3 separate regions of the Mus musculus genome follow, and regions 1 and 3 are each linked to region 2. The links are chromatin contacts, found by Hi-C in ENCODE. All regions are on one chromosome and are shown on one strand. The core of a region is the stretch at or near the end of the contact, and the rest is flanking DNA. Distances in the headings are between cores, read along the strand shown.

Region 1 (2,990 bases), core at 418-2,917, 87 kb before region 2:
AGAGAGAAAGAGAGAGAGAGAGAGAGAGAGAGAGAGAGAGAGAGAGAGAGAGAGAGAGAGAGAGAGAGAAAGAGAGTAGAGGAGTAGAGGCTGGCCATGAGCACATGGCAGGAGGGGGAAGGGGAATGGGGAGAGAGGGGGAAGGGGAATGGGGAAAGAGGAGGACCAGGAGAAAGGGGACAGAGCAAGAGCAAGAGAGCAAGAGAGAGGGGAGTGGGCAAGCAGCCTCTTTTATAGTGAGCCAGGCACACCTGGCTGTAGCCAGGTCACTGTGGGGCACAGCCCAGACCAAATGCCAACATGCATTGCATATATATTAAGAGGTTCATTATGAATATGGATGTTTCCATCTAAGAAAGTAGTCTAGAATTTGGGTAGATTAGAGACTCACTTTCCACGCCATATCTTTATGTATTTTAATTTTCTTCTACACTCTTCTTAGGCTATTATGAAAACTATGTAATGACTTTTAGTTAGTTTTTGCTTTGTAGATCAGGCCCAGGCTGGTAGAGATCAGCCTGCCTCTGCATGCAGAGCGCTAGGATTAAAGGTGTGCACCGCAATGCTCAGTTTGAAATTATGTAATCATTTTAAAAAGCAAAAATCATACAGATAGGTGATAAACTACCCAATATTGGGTGAAAACTTCTCACTAGCGCAGACAGGGCAACAGACCTGCAGAACAATAACCCTGAGCTTCACAGCGCTGGCTTCTTTCTTATCAATTAAAAGGACAGTCTCCTCTTGGCTTCAGTTTCAGATTTTAACGCCAGGCTCAGTAAATAAGTACTTTTTGTCCCATTTCCCATCCTTTTGCAAACATTTATCTTTTCATGAGTATGAACCAGTCTTACTGGGCAATGATTATTTTTGTTAAAGCGAAAAGACAGAAATGTCATAGGCAGGAACTGCCATCTGCCCTCCCTCCTCCCTGGACTTAGTTTTGGAAGAAAAGAAAGATAAACAGAACGGGAGGGACAGAGACACTCAGGGTCCTGTGCAGAGTGCCAAAAAGAACAGGGGAAAGATTCAAATGAGAGGAGACAAGAGGGGTGGGGGCAGTGAAGGGAAAAACGGGGAGAGTGTGGGAAAGAGAGTGGGGGCGTTGGAACTGGTACAGGCTCCAAAAGCCAGATGCTGAGGATGAGTGGAAAGGGGGAGAGAGACTGAAACAGTCACTGAAAGATTGCTGAATTTGACTCCAAGAGAGATGGCAAGGAAACTTTGAGAACAGAAATTCAGTAAGGCTGAGAAATGGAGTGGGACGTGCCACTTTGACAAGATATCAAGCATATTTTGACTGTGATGAGACTTCTTACGGGGGTAGGCCTTTTTCTGGGTGATTTGCTGGTGTCAATGACAGTTGTCCTTAACCTTCAGTCCCAGTCTTCCAACCCGAAATCAGAGAGTGCAGCACGTTCATGGGTGAGAGAGAGGCAGAAATGAAGCCGCTTGCTTCTATGTTCCTTTATCCAGTGAGGAGGAGAACGGGCGCTGAAAGAGCGCTTTATCTCATGGCCTTGCAGCTGGAGACAGCACGTCTGTCTCTCCAACAAACGTCAGTCCAGGCACTTCTGACCCAGACAGTCCTTGACAAGAGGCACCCCACCCACCGAACTGTAGCCAAGTAGCTGTAGGAGGCAGGGAGTTCGCAGAACAACCTCCAGACTCATTGGGGAAATGGAAAATCTGAGGGCAGAGCAAATCAGGACCGATGTTAGCAAAAACGAAACTCACAGGAGACACACTGGCGCGGGAAATATGAGAGACAGGGGAGGAAGAGGAGCGAATGCCGTGACCTGTAGTGCAGAATACACCCAGCTGGGTTCTGACTGCAGGATCCTCTTAAAATTCATTTTGAGGAAATGCAATTTACCCCGTGATGACAGAAAGTTTCAGGATTCTGTGTTAGCAGTTTGTAAAAGCCATGGGAATCTCCTAAAAGGACATCCACCCCAGCTTCTATGCTTTAACCCAGACTCTGAAAATCTGAGGATACCTGACCATGGATCTACTGGTGCCACACAAGGGGTACCCGAGTGTCACATGAGGCAGTGACAGAGCTGGCTTTCCAGGAGTAATTTCCTGATTTGTTACAGTAAGACACTAATTAGCCTACAGTGGATACTGTGACCAACATCCCTAGAAAACAAAGATGGGAAAACTTAGTCACAATCTTGCCCCAGGCTGCTGTTACCTTTTGTCTATATGTTGTTAGCCTATAGAGGAATTATTAATAGATTGACCCTGAGGCTTGCTTGCTACTTACAAAAGAAGAAGCTGTTCTCAAGTGCTGAGAAAAAAATGAGAAAATAGAAAAATAAAATTAAAAAGTTTACCCTAAAACTTCCTGTGGGAGTCATTTAGTAAGGTCAACAACTTGCCTTTTGAAGTGCTAGGATATCTTGAGTGTTTTATGTAAATAATTTTTTCTCTTGAGTTTCACTTTATACCTTTCTGTCCTGTTCCTTACCATGCTATCAGCAGCGGGTGTTCCACCCTTTATGTCCCCTCTGATAATCTCTAATTGAATAGTAAATAGCTGAGCATACAAAGCCATGGGCAGGACAAGAGGAACAGGTTCTGAGTCAGTACAAGAGAAAGATGGTCACCTGAACTTCAGCCTTCATGGTTGTCCGTCTGGACACCCGAACTCCAGCCACCGTGGCTGTCCGTCTCGGTTTCAGTGTGTTAACTTTGCAGGGTCATGGGATGCTGAGAACTAATTTTGTCTTCTTTATATCCTTATCTTTGGTCTTTTTAACTAAGATGCCTAGGTGCATTCAGGAATAATGAAATACTTTCAACATAAATTGAGGAAATCCTGGGCAATTGTGACTTTATGAACATAAACCGTAGCAAAAACAGTTACAGAAAGGAAGGGTAGATTCATTCTCCCATATCAAAACACATTTATTACTTCCAAAAAATTCTAATTTATGTTTGTCTTAGTTAGGGTTTTACTGCTGTGAACAGACACCATGACCAAG
Region 2 (2,802 bases), core at 188-2,687:
GAATAAGGTAAAACAGTGTCAATATCATAGTGGTATCTGCTTTACATTTTTAGATTCTAAAGTGAACATTTCATCTTTTGCTTAGCAGCAAAGACTTCAGGAAGTAAAAAGGCAGCTGTCTGGGTTGCCTTCTCAGCAGTCTTGAGAGCTCACAGATGTTACAAAGGGCTTTTCTGGTGGCACTACTAAGAAATACTGGTTTAGTTCAGCCCTTTTAGTTTCTTGCTATGTGAGCAGGAAGAGTGTGCTTTGCCCAGTGTCATATGGTCTACTTGTTAATTGACTCAGGATGGAAGTCGGCTCCTTGTGTGGACCCATTCTCCTTCACAGAACAGACACCAGAGATAAACAAAAGGCTCAGGGTTTTTAGAATAAACTGCGGGGCTTAAGGAGAAGCATCTGTAGAATATGCGTAGGATAGTGAAGCAGGAAGTATGAGAGAGACAGGGACCAGCCAAGACCAGCCAAGGAACATGAACGTTAGGTTAAAAGAGGCTCTTTCCATCCCAGAGAGAAGATGCAGGGACCTTAGAGGAGGAACCGTGTTGCTCCATGTTAATAAGGCCAATTACAGTCTATGGGATGGTCCTACAGTGTTTATGTATGAACGGAAGCTTACAAAGCCTGCTTTTCATACTCAGGGTCACAGCTGCAAAGTCTCCAAATCTTGTGCATTTCCCCCCATGGGTAAGGTATCTTTATTTCAACTTCTTCCCTTACCTTTCTATCACGCGTAGGAGAGTATTGAGTTCTTACCTCTATATTTATTTTTTTCTTTTCTAAAATAGTTATCAGGTATTCAATGGCTGATTCAATTAAGTAGCTGTCTACAATGATAAAAACAACCTTCACCGAGGACCAGCCTTACACACTAGAGTATCTTCCTTTCCTTTGCGAAAGTTCTAACACCTGTAATTTTACATGTGGATTGAATAGCAGTTTATTTAGCGTTTGCCCTCCAGGAGCCAGTAAGCTTCTGGGACCAGCCGGTTGCGGCCACCAGTGTGCCCCCAGCGTTTATTACAATACCCAACACTCAGCAAGTGCTTCGTGGTTCCTCTCAGATCTCCTCCGAAAGTTACACGGACAGTAACCTTCAGCTCATAATTATGATAATAGATACTGTACAACGAGTCGAGCCGGTATTTACAGGTAGAGCACACAAGGCAAATGAATACACACTCGGCGACACATGAGTGCACAAACAGCCGCGGGCAGCGACACGAAGGAGGAAACGCGCGCCGGAGTGGGCCCTGCCCAGGCTGCGGAGACCCGCTGCGCCAGCAAGCCAGCCTCTGCAGCGTGGGTGGGTACGGCCGCAGCGTCACGGGAGTCCCTACCCGCGGAACCCTGGCAAGTCCCCGAGCGCCCGCTGCAGGGCGGCGTGGGCGGAGAGCTGCGCCACGATTGGCCAGCGCAGGATGGGCGTGGCCTGCGGCGGGCGGGGGCGTGGCCTGCGGCAGGAGGCGGGCATTTCCCCAGCAAGGGGGTGTGCGCGGCTCGGGCTGGAGTTTCAGTATAAACAAGGACCCCGACTGGATCGGCGGGTTTTCCCTTTCTTCTGGCGTTCGACCCTTCCCGGTCCTGAGCTCGCCTTTTGGGGCGCCTCGGTACGGCAGCCAGGAGGCAGAGGCTCCGAGCTGTGTGCGGGTAGGTGCTCCAGGGGACCCCGCGGCGGGATGGCGGGAGCGGGCTGCGCCGGCGCTGCTCCGGAACGGCGCCGGCTGTCCAGTGCGCCCCGGCGTGGCGGGAGATCCTCGGCTGGCGAGCATTGGCAGAGCCACAGAACTAGGAGTTCTCGCGCCTGCTGCTTCCGTGCCCCGGGCTGCCGCGCTCCCAACAGGTGCGGGGCTGAGCACTGACGACCCGGGGACCCGGGGATCTGGGGACGCTGTGCTGCGCCTCGCCCCGGCCAGGCCTTCTGTTTGGAGATCTTAGATATTGAGGGTTTGTCTGAGTTGGAGTCTCGTTCATCCTTTTTGCTTTCCCTCTCAGCTTCTTGTGCATACCTAGGGTTGTTTCCATGTACTTTTTGGCTAGTTTCCTAGGGTGCTTGAGAGTGTTCAGGCTGTTGTTTATTTTTTGCTGCAGTTTCCTTATAATTTAAGGTCTGACTCCCAGGAACAGTCAGGGAAACAGGACTTGTGTGTTCCCCAGGCTCGTATGCAAACTTGAACAAGTAGCCTGTTTTTTGTTTTGCTTTGTGACCCAGGTGAGTTGCCTTCGGACACTAGCCTGGGTGATAATAACGTGGCCCGGGGTACCTGGTAGCCTCGTGGGCTGAGTGCGTGAGGGAGGCTCCTCTTTATTGGAGAGCCCCGGGAATAACTTCAGCAGCACTGTACTAGAGAAAAGGGCAAACGCGGAAACGGAGGTGTTCTCTCTCGCTCTCTCGCTCTATCGCTCTGTCTCTGTCTCTCTGTCTCTCTCTCTGAGTGTGCGTGTGATTTGACTATTCCTTGCCACCTTACCCCATCCAAATTGGTTCAGTTCAGGCGAAGCACTGTGGCTAAGGCACTGACAGTGCGGCGAGGTGTTCTCTCGCACAGCGTGGTAAAGGGCGCTAGGAGAGCATCTGGGCTGCAGTTTTCTCTTGTGAATGTAAATGTGCCCGTTTGCAGATGGATTCGGGGCGTATGGTGTATATGGATAAATATGCACGCATACTTGTGTATGTATGTTTGGGTGAACGCGTCTCCAAGGAGTCCTTCGTCAGCAGCGCCATGTGACAATGGCCTGGAACTGCTGGTGTGCGTAGAGCTATATTTAGCCCTGACAGTGTCTCACTGGGAGGACGGGTCT
Region 3 (3,226 bases), core at 493-2,992, 130 kb before region 2:
GTGAGGCTGAGATTCAGTTTAAATCCTCCAAGTGAGGCCCTGTGTGATGTATATACTATTTTACATTTGGGGAAACTGAGGCTTAAGGAGGTCCAGTCACTCACTCATTACTTGACTTACTAATATGTTGAAGTTGGAGTTTGGTCTCAAGCTTCTATGATCATCATTTCCACTGTAGCACACGCTTAGGCAATTATAGGCCAGAGACACAGTCAGCAGTTACTCATTGAGACCAGGGACATACTGGGTAAAAAAAAAGCACTTGAAACCAAGGAAGCCATAAAAGAGGACATTGGTCATCTGACACTGAGTTACTTAACCTCTGAGGCCCACAGTGTCTTCATCTGTAAACGTGAGAATAATTATGGTATTATGTATTTGTGTGTGGTTTTGCTACTTAAAAAAAAAGAGATGATGTATGTATGTCATAATAGATATGCACATACCTCTCGTATATTAGAGACAGCTCTGTAAATCGATCAAGCCCTTGTGAAAAGTTATAAGCTAATAATAAATAGCAAGAGCTGTAAACATGTTTATGTCTTTGGTCCAAGAGTTCTACTTTGGGGAATATAGCTTAAAGAAATTATTCAAAACACAGATAGAAAAGAGCAGTTTTAATTACAGGGAAGGAAACGATATATATATATATATATATATATATATATATATATATATATATATATACCTGAAGATATCAAAGCACAGGCTACACTATTTTTTTGAACTTTTATTTATTCTTTGTGAATTTCCCATCATGCACCCCAATCCTACTCATCTCTTCAACCCTCCATATCTTTCCTCCCCCCTTGCAACCTCCCCCCACCAAACAAAATAAAACAAAACAAAACAAAACAAAACAATCTCTCCATGGAAGCCAGGGTGTGTCTCACAGTATACCCTTTTGCCCAGTGCTTTGCTTGCAAATGTTCCCCTCAGTGAGTCATTGGTCTGGTTTGAGGCCTCTGCCACACTATCAATACTGGATCCTCACAGGAACTCCTCTTGGATATCCTGTTGTTGCCCTTCGTCCTCCAGATCCTGCGTCTTTGGTTCTGGAGGAGCAGCCGTTCATAGGGTATCATATAGTTACTACGTGTTAACAATCCAGGCGCAAAAAACAAAACAAAACAAAACAAAACAAAACAAAAACGCTGGGAACGCGCAGCACGGGATGGGACGTAGGTACAAGGATCTACCCCACTGTAGTGCGCTCTCTTACACACGTGTGCATTTGGATCAAGGCTGGCAGGAAGCTCACACACGGGAGCGAGCCCTGTTGCTGACATCTCTTTCAGCAAGGCCTATTTTAATGTTCTATGTGATGGCAGCTTTGTGGTAGGTGCAGGCATTGAGGACATCCACAAAGCATGGTAGAAGGCCAAGGGCACTTCAAAATTCACTGTAAAATGGACATTTATATGTAGCTTTTTGTTTCAGAGAAACGAGGACCAAGGGAGATACAGGGAAAAAAAAAATGCATAGACTGGACAGGTTTGACAGGGTCGGGCCTGGGAAACCTAAAAGTCAGGATGTTCTCTACGTTGACTCCCCTCCCCTGTCTGCTCGGAAGCCCGTGATAATAATAACCAAATAGGGAGGAGGCGATGTTGCAGGGAGCACACAGTTCACTCGAGTTCAGCCAGACTCTACTCGCGTGGAGCAAACAGGAGGGCGTCTAGTCAAGCCCCAGTGAGTCAACACGCAGCGTCCCTCCACCCTCCCCTCCTCCTTCCCCAAGGACACCTCACTGTATCTGTGTGCTTGACCTTTCCAAGGAAGTGACAGCAGCTGGCTTGGCAGGGAGGGAGGGAGGGAGGGGCAGATCGAGCAGCAGTTATCTTTCATATCTGGATGCAGGTGCTGGCTCCCTGCTCTTCCTCCAGAGTGTTGGAAATGTCACAGGTACCAGAGAGCTGTGTGCTCCGTGGCTCTGGCGCGATGTGAGGGGCAACTACACTAAGATGCTCTCCTGGCAGTTCCTTATGAGCACTGACACTCTACCTGCTTGCTCCTGATTTAAAAAACCAAAAGTATCAGGGTGAAGTTACAGGAACGGTAACCCTTGAATGAATCTGCTTCTATGGCAAAGTAAGCTTGTAAGGTTTCCACCCAGCCTGGAGGTGTTGAGAAGAGGATGAGGGGAGGGGGCGGGGGGGGGGGGAAGCCAATGGCCTTAAATAGCCATGTCTTAAACAAAGTTTTAAAACAAGGTTCTGGTTTCAGAGGGAAGTTTAAGATCCAGTGACAACTCTTAAGCAAATGTGAGCACATCCCCTGTTCACCCAGCTGGGAAACCCCAGATGATCCCTGTCCTCCTTCAAAACCCAGGGTCATTTCTTGGTACAAAGAGCCACTCGTATATTTCCGACTCCAGGACAAACGTGAAAGTTCACAACCCCAGCTGAAGCCCTTTCACGCTTTGCTCTCCTGGAGAAGCCCTCTCAGAAAGTTCGAGCCAGTAGGTGCCGCAAAACCCCCTTGGGGACTGCTGACCTTCACAGCTCCTTGGGAGCACTGAGTTTATCCTGGGAAGAGAAGAGGTGATAATTGCTTTCACTTTGGAGGGGTCTGGAGGACAGTCAGTTCCGCCTGGGCAGGTGGGGGCGGAGCTGGAGCATAAACATCTCTCCGTTCCTCTCTTTATTCCGTCCGTCTTAAGCATTCCCATTCCCATATTCAGCAATCAGTGAGTTGGAGGGGGTCCGGGCAACAACTGTTAAGAGCAGCTATCTAAGCACTTGACCACTGAAGAGACAAGGAAACTCTGAGAAAAGCCTGAAATGAGAGAGGTAATGAGAGAGAGAAGAGGAGGCCTTTGAGTTGTTGCTCCATGTCCGTCACTAGTATACACGTTGCCTGTGAACTCATGGAAGCCAGAGTCATATTTTCCCACCCAACAATCAATTCATAGGTAAGAAATCTGTGTTTCCAGAATGCTCTGTTGTCTTAGTCTCAAGCATACCCAGTGCAAAGGTAGCAAGGGAATGTTTGGCCTGCAGCAAACCAGGCTGCTCAAGCCCCTAAGAAAGCCAGTTCCTACGTTGCTATAGCAACCGAAGGAGCCTCAGACAGAAGGGCAGAGTTCTTCAGATTCATCTACTGCTTCCAACAGATTGACTTCTTCCAAGCCCAGTCATGTTTCCCAATCATCAACACAGCAAGTGTTAGCTTCATTAAGAAGAATAATGAGAGTAACAACAGTTTCTGTCTGAAGTTGATACAT

Evidence for each region. Hi-C counts contacts between places; a loop is a spot of excess contacts on that map.
Region 1: a loop to region 2 is called in a map of heart, with 4 times the contacts of the local background. The contact joins the enhancer-like site here to the promoter of Rasgef1b in region 2. A Hi-C loop is called at or near these places in 8 of 37 maps with a recorded cell type or tissue (T-helper 1 cell, adrenal gland, heart and 1 more).
Region 3: a loop to region 2 is called in a map of heart, with 2.0 times the contacts of the local background. The contact joins the enhancer-like site here to the promoter of Rasgef1b in region 2. A Hi-C loop is called at or near these places in 6 of 37 maps with a recorded cell type or tissue (adrenal gland, heart and left cerebral cortex).

What each region holds. Positions count from the first base shown.
Region 1 is chr5:99,338,593-99,341,582 of GRCm38, reverse strand. The region is part of intron 3 of A930011G23Rik (RIKEN cDNA A930011G23 gene); the gene reads left to right. Among named protein-coding and RNA genes, the nearest start is that of Gm35314, 27 kb to the left of the region's middle. Within about 2 kb of position 1,667, at least 1 of the 3 ENCODE cell types and tissues checked has a DNase peak (open chromatin) inside an H3K27ac peak, as active enhancers do; it is heart, where a contact is called at or near this core.
Region 2 is chr5:99,251,562-99,254,363 of GRCm38, reverse strand. Rasgef1b (RasGEF domain family, member 1B) reads left to right here and starts at 1,437. Exons shown (of 14, transcript NM_181318.4): 1 at 1,437-1,650.
Region 3 is chr5:99,378,832-99,382,057 of GRCm38, reverse strand. All of the region lies in intron 2 of A930011G23Rik (RIKEN cDNA A930011G23 gene), which reads left to right. All of the region lies in intron 1 of Gm35314 (a long non-coding RNA gene), which reads right to left. Among named protein-coding and RNA genes, the nearest start is that of Gm35314, 13 kb to the right of the region's middle. Within about 2 kb of position 1,742, at least 1 of the 3 ENCODE cell types and tissues checked has a DNase peak (open chromatin) inside an H3K27ac peak, as active enhancers do; it is heart, where a contact is called at or near this core.